Regions from separate parts of the Mus musculus genome. Here region 1 is linked to region 2. The links are chromatin loops, found by intact Hi-C in ENCODE. Cell type or tissue: heart. All regions are shown on one strand. Each heading gives the region's core, and the rest is flanking DNA. Links, peaks and the distances in the headings are about the cores only. Region 1 overlaps H2bc6 (H2B clustered histone 6). Region 2 has its middle 3.8 kb from the start of H2bc15.

Evidence for each region. A loop is a pair of places that touch in the nucleus more often than their neighbours do. Peaks named below come from ENCODE experiments on the same cell type or tissue, not always from the same donor. Only the 100,000 strongest peaks of a DNase experiment are listed, where the experiment ranks them.
Region 1: it touches region 2 in a loop (3-fold over the local background); 3 of 42 quality-filtered maps call a loop at or near these places.

The regions. Positions count from the first base shown.
Region 1 is chr13:23,583,884-23,588,284 of GRCm38, reverse strand. H2bc6 (H2B clustered histone 6) reads left to right here. Exons shown (of 2, transcript NM_001177653.1): 2 at 2,315-4,401. The coding sequence starts at 2,329. The coding sequence ends at 2,709. Among named protein-coding and RNA genes, the nearest start is that of H4c4, 4.5 kb to the right of the region's middle. In heart, for the core only: no CTCF peak of the experiment used is centred there; DNase peaks (open chromatin) are centred at 2,364 and 3,194; H3K4me3 peaks cover 2,985 bases; H3K27ac peaks cover 3,037 bases.
Region 2 is chr13:21,755,692-21,760,092 of GRCm38, reverse strand. No RefSeq gene overlaps it. Among named protein-coding and RNA genes, the nearest start is that of H2bc15, 3.8 kb to the right of the region's middle. In heart, for the core only: no CTCF peak of the experiment used is centred there; no DNase peak of the experiment used is centred there; H3K4me3 peaks cover 514 bases; H3K27ac peaks cover 339 bases.

The sequences.
Region 1 (4,401 bases), core at 142-4,141, 1.8 Mb before region 2:
CTACTTGGAGATGAAAGTCGAAGACAAGGATATTCCGTGGAAATTCAAGAACCAACTATCTTGGTATACACAGCGATGAACACCCACGCGCACACAAGCACACACACGTGAGCGCACACATACACACACACAAACTCAAACAGGCACCAAAATTAATTAGATCTCCAGAGGCATGCCAGGACACAAATACACATCATAGACACATACATGAAAATTTTTATTTAAGATTCTACAAGTATGCACAGAGAACTCATGCTTATAATTCCAGCACTTGAGATGGTGGCAAAATGCTTAGAAGTTCAAGATCACCCTTGAACTTCTTGGCCACAGAGTGAGTTTAAGGTCACATGGGCTACATTAAACTTTATAGAAAACAAATAACTACTGATATCTTCAATCAGGGATAAAAAATTTTCAGCACTGGGAGGTAGCTCTTAGTATTTAAATTTTGCAAATCATTGTCTTCATTACCTTTGTGTAAGTCTCATTTATTTTTGTTTTTTGTTTTTGTTTTGTTTTGGTTTTGGTTTTGGTTTTTTGAGACAGGGTTTCTCTGTATAGCCCTGGCTGTCCTGAAACTCACTTTGTAGACCAGGCTGGCCTTAAACTCAGAAATACACCTGCCTCTGCCTCCAGAGTGCTGGGATTAAATGTGTGCACCACCACTGCCCAGCTGCCTCATTGATTTTTAAAGCTAGATATAAAAGTGAAGGAATTTAAGTCTTTAACAGTAATTAAACTGAAATATTATTTACTTATATTATTAAATATATTTATATTATACACTTAAATATTATACAATTAAATATTATACATTTGTGTTATATAAATATAATTAAATAAAATAATTAAAATTAAAAATTTTTAAATCAGAGCTAGGTCAGCTCTGCATGCTAGCTCATATCCATAAGCTAAGAATCTGAGTGGCTGAAGCAATATTGTCATCCTATCAAGGTCAGCCTCGATGGCCCAGTGAGTTCTGGACCAGCCTGGGAATAGGTATAGGAAAGAGTGCAGAGTGTCGAAATAAAGACACTAAACTTACAAATACCAATGGCGAGATTTTTCTTTTGATACTTCCACTAAATTAAAATTTTACTTCTGATGTTTACCAAAGAAACTGGCATTCCCTCTTTGGGTTCTTAGTCTCATTAATACAAGAACTTAAAAACAGATTCAGACGACCAATGCCAGTTTTATTAGTTTGAAAGACAAACAGTACAGGAAGGAGCTGTGCTAAAACCTGAGAAACTAGAAGAGGGTGGGGGAGGGTAGAGAGAAGGAGGAAGGGAGGGAGGAAGGGAGGAAGAGACAGACAGGGAGATCATACTTTTAAATCATACTTTTAGGGTACCCTTGAAGGTCAGAAACAGAGTACCCCACGGTACCATGCAAAATGTTGTCCGGCCGGCTAAGCAGAGGTCACCAAATTCCAGACTTGTCAGGGAAAAGGATTGCACCAGGACCACCTGGTTGAAAATAACCAGGGACAAATAATAAAGGACCCGCATCCAAGCGGATAGTGGCCAAGAGGGCTAATGAAGTTTCCCAGAAAGCCACCTAACCGAAAGGCCGCCTTTTTCTTTGACATTTCGCGGGCTTTTTTTTTTTTTTTTTTGTACTGTTCCTGCTGTTGCCCAGAGGCTGTGGTAAAGGATTCCCAACCTTCCTAAGCAATCTAGCTTCTTTCATATGCTAATCTTAATGCTTCCATCCAGTCCACCTTCGCCTAATGGACGATCTTCCAATTCGTCTAAACCGTTCTGTTTATTCTTTTCAAACAAGACGTCTTATCTCTGTGTCTCTCTAACTTTTGACATCTGTAAGATTTACTCCCAACCGTTTACTTTCACTCTATGATTTCCTTTCTGTAGACTAAATTGCACTGCCTTGGGGACTCCGGGAAGCTTGGAGGTCGACTGGATCTTTTCTGATCTTCCTTTTCCTTTACTGAACCGAAAGATCAAAGTTTTAAAATACAGTTTTTCCAGGAACGTTTCGATGGTTTCAGAATATTTGGTATTAAATTGAGCCCAAGCTTTAACTTCTGGAATTTCAAAATAGAGCAACTTCTGTTTTTAAAAATATATATACAATTTAATCTAAAGCGTTTAGAAAGAAACCAATTTGATTAAGGAGTGTTAAGAAGCACAGTCGCTTGAACATTATTATACAAGATTACTGCTTGACCAATGGGACCGTCCTTTGTAACCTCTAACCAATCAAACAGAATGAAAGTAAGACTTAATTTGCATAAGACTGCCTACAAATAAGGAAACCGTTCACAGCAGCTCACTTTCTTTTTCTTCCTAAGAAAGAGATCTGAAGATGCCTGAGCCAGCCAAGTCCGCTCCCGCCCCGAAGAAGGGCTCCAAGAAGGCTGTCACCAAGGCCCAGAAGAAGGACGGCAAGAAGCGCAAGCGCAGCCGCAAGGAGAGCTACTCGGTGTACGTGTACAAGGTGCTGAAGCAAGTGCACCCCGACACCGGCATCTCCTCCAAGGCCATGGGCATCATGAACTCGTTCGTGAACGACATCTTCGAGCGCATCGCGGGCGAGGCGTCCCGCCTGGCGCATTACAACAAGCGCTCGACCATCACATCCCGGGAGATCCAGACGGCCGTGCGCCTGCTGCTGCCCGGGGAGCTGGCCAAGCACGCGGTGTCGGAGGGCACCAAGGCTGTCACCAAGTACACCAGCTCCAAGTGAGTTCATTTAACTCACACTCCTAAACCAAAGGCTCTTTTCAGAGCCACCCAACAGTTCAAAATTGAGCTATGCGCTTGTTCTTAGTACCCGCAGTACCACCTTTATATGGTTCTTTATTTACTGGGACAAAGTTCCTCTAGTCTATTCAGGCTCGTCAAATCAAGTATTTAAGATAAAACTGCCAAATTGGCTACTTCTGCAGTGAAGAGAGGCTACATTTCTGTTCTGAATAAAGAACCCCGAACGTTTCACACTGGCATCTCCGAGCGTCCAGATCCGTGGCGCACACATCCGGTCTTTTGTTCTAAGTCTTTCTGGGGAATTAACATTGGCACGGGAAGGCGAGGTGGGACCGTGGGTTTACTGCCTGGTTTAGCTAAGCTACACAAAACTTAATTTAGCAGCGTCTCCTAATTTGGATCAAAACGCAGTGTTGTCCGCTCGGTGCTTGTTAAACTGGTTTTCAGTGACGTTCAGGTCGCCATTTTATGCGGCGCCGCCCTGAATGGAGAGAGTTCTGTTCAGCTCCCTGAAAGCGAAAGTCTCAGCACGAAGGGCCAGCTCGCGAGTCTACCCTCCTAATTCTTAAAAAGTTCCTCACTTCCAAAGACCTAGAGCTTTTGGATTTTTAGGCTTTTGCATATGAACTAAGTTGTAGGAGAAGCAACAAGATCTCCATTTTAAAAAAACGTTTGCTTTGTTTACTTTTTAATTACAGGAAAAGATGAAGTGGTTTGTAAAGCCTGCAAACATTTAATTTCCTTCCCTTTCCTGAACTGCTGGGTAGTTTTTTTAACACCAAGAAAATTCCCAAAACCCTCTCCTGACTCGTTTTTGTAAAGAGACCTGGAAAAAAAAAAATCAGTTCCTAGAATTTAGCCACATCACTTTCTTTGCAATTAAGGCTGTGGAATGTTAGATGTGGCTCTGGGCACTCCCATCTCTTTAATCTGCCAGGCTCTGGAGTTTACAGCTTCTGAGTTTGAGCTCTTGGTCCAGCAGGGAGGGACCCTGACTCAATCTTGTGAGAGAGAAAAAGTAGGAAGTAGAAGTATCAGGAAGTGCTGGGTGTTGGAAGTATCACAGGTATTGGGGATGGAACTAAAGGCCCAGTTCCAGAGCTAGTCTTGCCTCCATCCAGCCTCTACCATGGCTCCCTTCTGAAGCTGGGTAAAGTGCCTTTATGCAACATCCTTCCTAAGCTTTCAAAATAAATACAAAGAAACTATCCACTTTAAAGTAACAAAATTGCAACTGTACTCCAAGAGGCTACTCACTGTGTAAAGTGTTTTGCCACCAAAAATGAACACCTGAGTATGTCCCCTAGCACCTACAAAATAGGTCCTCTGACCTACAGACATCCCAGAGCAAATAGAACACACACACACAATGTGGGTTTTTTTTAACGGTTTTTTTTTTTTTAATTACAAGTCAACTTTACTCACAGTTACTTTAGAAACAATACTGAAACTTCCTTGTGAAGAGTTAAACCTTCATGGTAATATTTTGTTTCCCTTTGTTTTGTTTAGCTGTTTTCTTTGTAACAAGATTTCAGTCTGTAGCCCTGGCTACCCTGTAATTCAACTATGAAACCCAAACTAAAACTCTCTGCTTCACCCTTCTAAATATGCAATTATAGGTGTAGATCTCTACAACTTGTAGTGTTCCTCCTTTCTTGTTTGTGATTTGTTG
Region 2 (4,401 bases), core at 327-4,326:
AGCTCAGTCAGTCAACAGGTTCTCCAGCGCTGTGAGTGTGGATTAAAAAGAAAAAAGACAACATTGTAGAAGCATGACTCCAGTCAATTCTGAGACTGAAGGCAAATTTAATTTTCCCAATCTGCTTTTTAATACCATTTTAATTACATGCAAGTATTTAGGGTGAGCAATACAATAAGGAACTAACAAGGACAATAGCTAAGGAACAAGTTAGACAGTAAACACAAAGCCCACGATCACTCTGTTGATAGCTGTTATAAAGATGTTCCAGATATCTGAGCCTACTTTTTTGTTCTACCCTAAAAACAGATTCTTACTTCCTTGTGCTTGTCAGGTTCCTATCAGAGCTTATTTCCTTATTGTGGCCAGATTCTTGCTGGAAGCCGATTTCCTTGTCTTTGGCCAATGTCAGACTCCTGCCAAGTGGCAGCCCAAAAGGCTTTCCACAGACACTCTTGGAGGACCATGCCTGCTGATCCTGTCCTGGGGCAGGAACTGTGTCATTCTGTCCCCACCAAGACCATGCCAGATCCAGGAATAATCAATATTCAAACACAAGTGTATTTAGCTTTTAAAATTAACATATGTTATTTTTGGTCCTATCTTTAAGCACGAACCTTTTGATTGAGCACTGTATATACTTTAAATACTGTATATACTGATGCTAATAATTTAGAATTATGGGATATTCTTTGTTTTGTTTTGTTTTTCGAGACAGGGTTTCTCTGTGTAGCCCTGGCTATCCTGGAACTCACTCTGTAGACCAGGCTGGCCTCAAACTCAGAAATCCACCTGCCTCTGTCTCCCAAGTGCTGGGATTAAAGGCGTGTGACAACACTGCCCAGCTGTATATTCTTATAAAAAAGATATTTCTAAAGTATAACAAAGCCCATACTTATTTGTGCAATAGGCCAAGTTTCCTGCTATTATTATAGTCTTGTCAGATTGTTTCCCTATCCTTAAACATTATTACAGCCTCACAGTATGCAGCATACATTGTCCAACATGTTGCACTCCTTTTCTTTACCATGATGAAATAGAAACATTTATTTTCACAGTTATAACAACTAGTAATGTGTCACACTAACCCATAGTTTATTATGCATATCAGAGCATACAACAATCTCCTTGGCTCTTTGGTCAATGCTAATCAATTCTCAGATTATTTAATCAATATATATCAATTATATTCTTGTACTTTTCTTCTTGAAGCCACTAAGTTTCAAGAACCTGCACATGCTAACTGGGGAGCTTTACAAAGAAATTTTCCTGAAACTCAAGGAATGGTAAAAGTATTAACTTTAAATTGGGAAACTTGTCAAACATTCCATAGGCCTTGATTGCCTTCTGGTAAAAGTCCCAGAGGTAATATAGCAAATGAGATATAGCAACTGGACGTAATCTACATTAAATTTTTTGAAGTTGCAGTATTTACATAATTCTATAGATACATTTTCCGCATTTCAATGGACCACTGCGCTAAGTAATGAACAGGCTTTATCAGTTATATTACACTTAAAAGAAGCTGTTAATGTTGTGAGTATTCCTTAACAAAATAAAATGGTGAATGTGAATGTTACGAGTTTATATTTCACAGAACCTTAAAGAATTTTTACAACATTGGAATATTAAGCATATTATGAGTATTCCTTAGGATTCTCAAGAACAGGCCAGCATTGAAACACCTACAGAATATTAAAGGAGATGTTAAACAGAAGACAAAGGATGGCCCTGAATGCTAGAAACATCATATTAGATTCAGTATTTATTTTAAAACTTTTGAATTGTAAAAATGATGACCTTATGCTCACTAAACTTGGCTGTCACTGGAGAAAGTGTTGAGGGGAATATATTACAACCTCCTTGGTATAATGAGGAAGACTCTTAGAATGGAAAAAAAAATAATTGTTATAAAAATGGGGAAGGGTATGTGTATGTTTCTACAGATTCAGGTGATCATTGTTTTCCAGAAAAGCAGATGACACTGAGAAATCCACATGTGACCGGTTTGTCCCTGACTTGCCTTCTCAACACATGGCTAATCCCATTACCTTCCATTGTGGATAGTATGTTCCCTACCTGGGGGCAGTTGAAAAAATTAGCCAGTGCAGGAGAAAAGATGGTTTATAATCTTGAATGAAATAAAGCTCCCCTCTCCGTGCTGGGCAAGGCCTCCAGGAAGGCCACCCAAGCTAACGCCTCTTTTGGATTCTAGGACCCTGACAGGAGAGGTTCCTTATTTCCCAAGTGAAGAGGATTTACATTTGAATTCATCATATGAAATAGGGCTGGAAATAGTTTATATTTGTACTGGACATGAGGTTCCTTGTTTGAAAAATATATCTAAACTGGGCAGTGGTGGCGCACACCTTTGATCCCAGCACTTTGGAGGCAGACAAATTTCTGAGTTCAAGGCCAGACAAGGTCTACAGAGTGAGTTCCAGGACAGCCAGGGCTATACAGAGAAACACTGTCTCAAAAAAGAAAAGAAAAGAAAAAAAAAAAAAAGAAAAAGAAAAAGATATCTAGAAAATGTTACTTATTATTTGAAAAGGAACAAAACCTGAAAGGAAGAAGCTGTTCATTTTAGTTGCTGAAGGGTTTAAAGGAACCATTACTACCTTTTATTCCACCTGTTTCTTCTTGCCACACTCCTGTTGTCTGTCTCAGAGTTACCGGAATGGATACATTGGTAACAAAGTAGAGGACTAGAGGTGCAAGTTCTTATGGCAGTATCATAGACTGTAGCCCTGTAGGTTTTGCTAACACCAAACAGGAAGGCAAAGAATTAAGATAGCTCTATAATAATAACAGCAACACCATCCATCCATAGTAATGGGTTTGAGGGGTTAACATGACATGTGGGTGGGATGTCCTCTCCCTCTGCTCATATGGAGGGAGGAGCTACTCAAGAATATCTTTAGAAATTATTATTGGCATTGTACAACTTTTGGGCCTAGAAATAAATATGTGGAAGAATACTATTAACCATGAGACTATGTTTTCTTTTTTTAAAAGAATATATCTTACCATGGCATGTGTTTCTCTTCCTTGTTTGTTCATGACTCGAGATCTACATGAAATCAGTTTGAAAAATATGTCTTGTTTCAGTTGTTCTTTATAAACTTGTTTAAATGCTAGAACTACTTTTAATTTGAGCTCCCAGAGAATTTATGTACTTTGAGCTTCGGTTGGTGCTTGGATGCATGTACAGATGGATCTCCTTTCATGCCTGCGCTTTATCATATATTGGATCAAATGAAGAAAAGGGCTGATGATTGTCATCGTGTCAGGAATAACTGCCATCACCACCACTGCTGCCCCTGCTGTCATAGCCCTACATCAAAGCATTCAAAAAGTACACTATATTCTAAGACTTCATTCTGACTCAGAAAACTTCTGAAACATGCAAAGACATAGAGATAGTATATGTACAATGAAATCACTGACTTAGAGTTAGCTGTGATAATGTTAGGTGACCAAATTTTTAGTTTACAAAGGCAATTGTCATTAAGATGTGATTGGACTGTGGCTCAAATCTGTTTCTCCTGTCCATTGGAATGAGACCGTATTCCCTTGAGATAAGGTTAGAAAACGTTTAACATTTTATAGTCTGAAATAGGAAATATTAAATTATAGTATCATATTACATATTTGTACAACCATTGTATGAACTATCTGGTGATAAATCATTGGTAGGTATAAATACCCACCTAATAAATTATTGGTGCCTTGGGTCAATTAAACCCATTTCATCAATTTAAGATTGTAAGCTCTTCCTATCCTGGGGTGTTTGTACCGATTATTTGCTTCTTAGTCTGACAAAACAAAACAAAACAAAACAAACCTCTCTTACCATCAAAACAGTAATTCAATATTGATCATCCATATTCAATATTATATTACAAAATATGGTTAAACAGAAAAGGGGAAATGAAAATTTGGTGAAAGATGTCAGGCCAAGACAATACACTTGCTAGCCATCCCTTGAAAACAAGAGGATGTTTGCATAATTATGGCAGCCTACTGCCTTCACACTCCAGTAAGTATTTCCTTGACAAAAAAAAAGTATTCTTTGTATAGTACGAAAAAAAAATCCAAACATTATAGTTTGGTGCATTATACACTGTTTAGTTTGTAACCAGAGCTGTAACAGTTTATGGTTAAGAATAAAGCCTTTGTACTCTGCTTCCCACATAAGATGAGTCCTTTCCTCTTCTTAGCCCTGATCTTTCACACATAATTTTAGCCCAAATCTAAACCCATGAGCCTTGTTATTGGCCTCTATCCCTCTTCATAGTAAAAGAAAATACAAATACTTAGAGAAACAAGGTTTTCATAAATTTTTCTTTATGAAAAATGTAATGAAGTTTAGAATTTTTACACAGGTTCTTTCCCTCT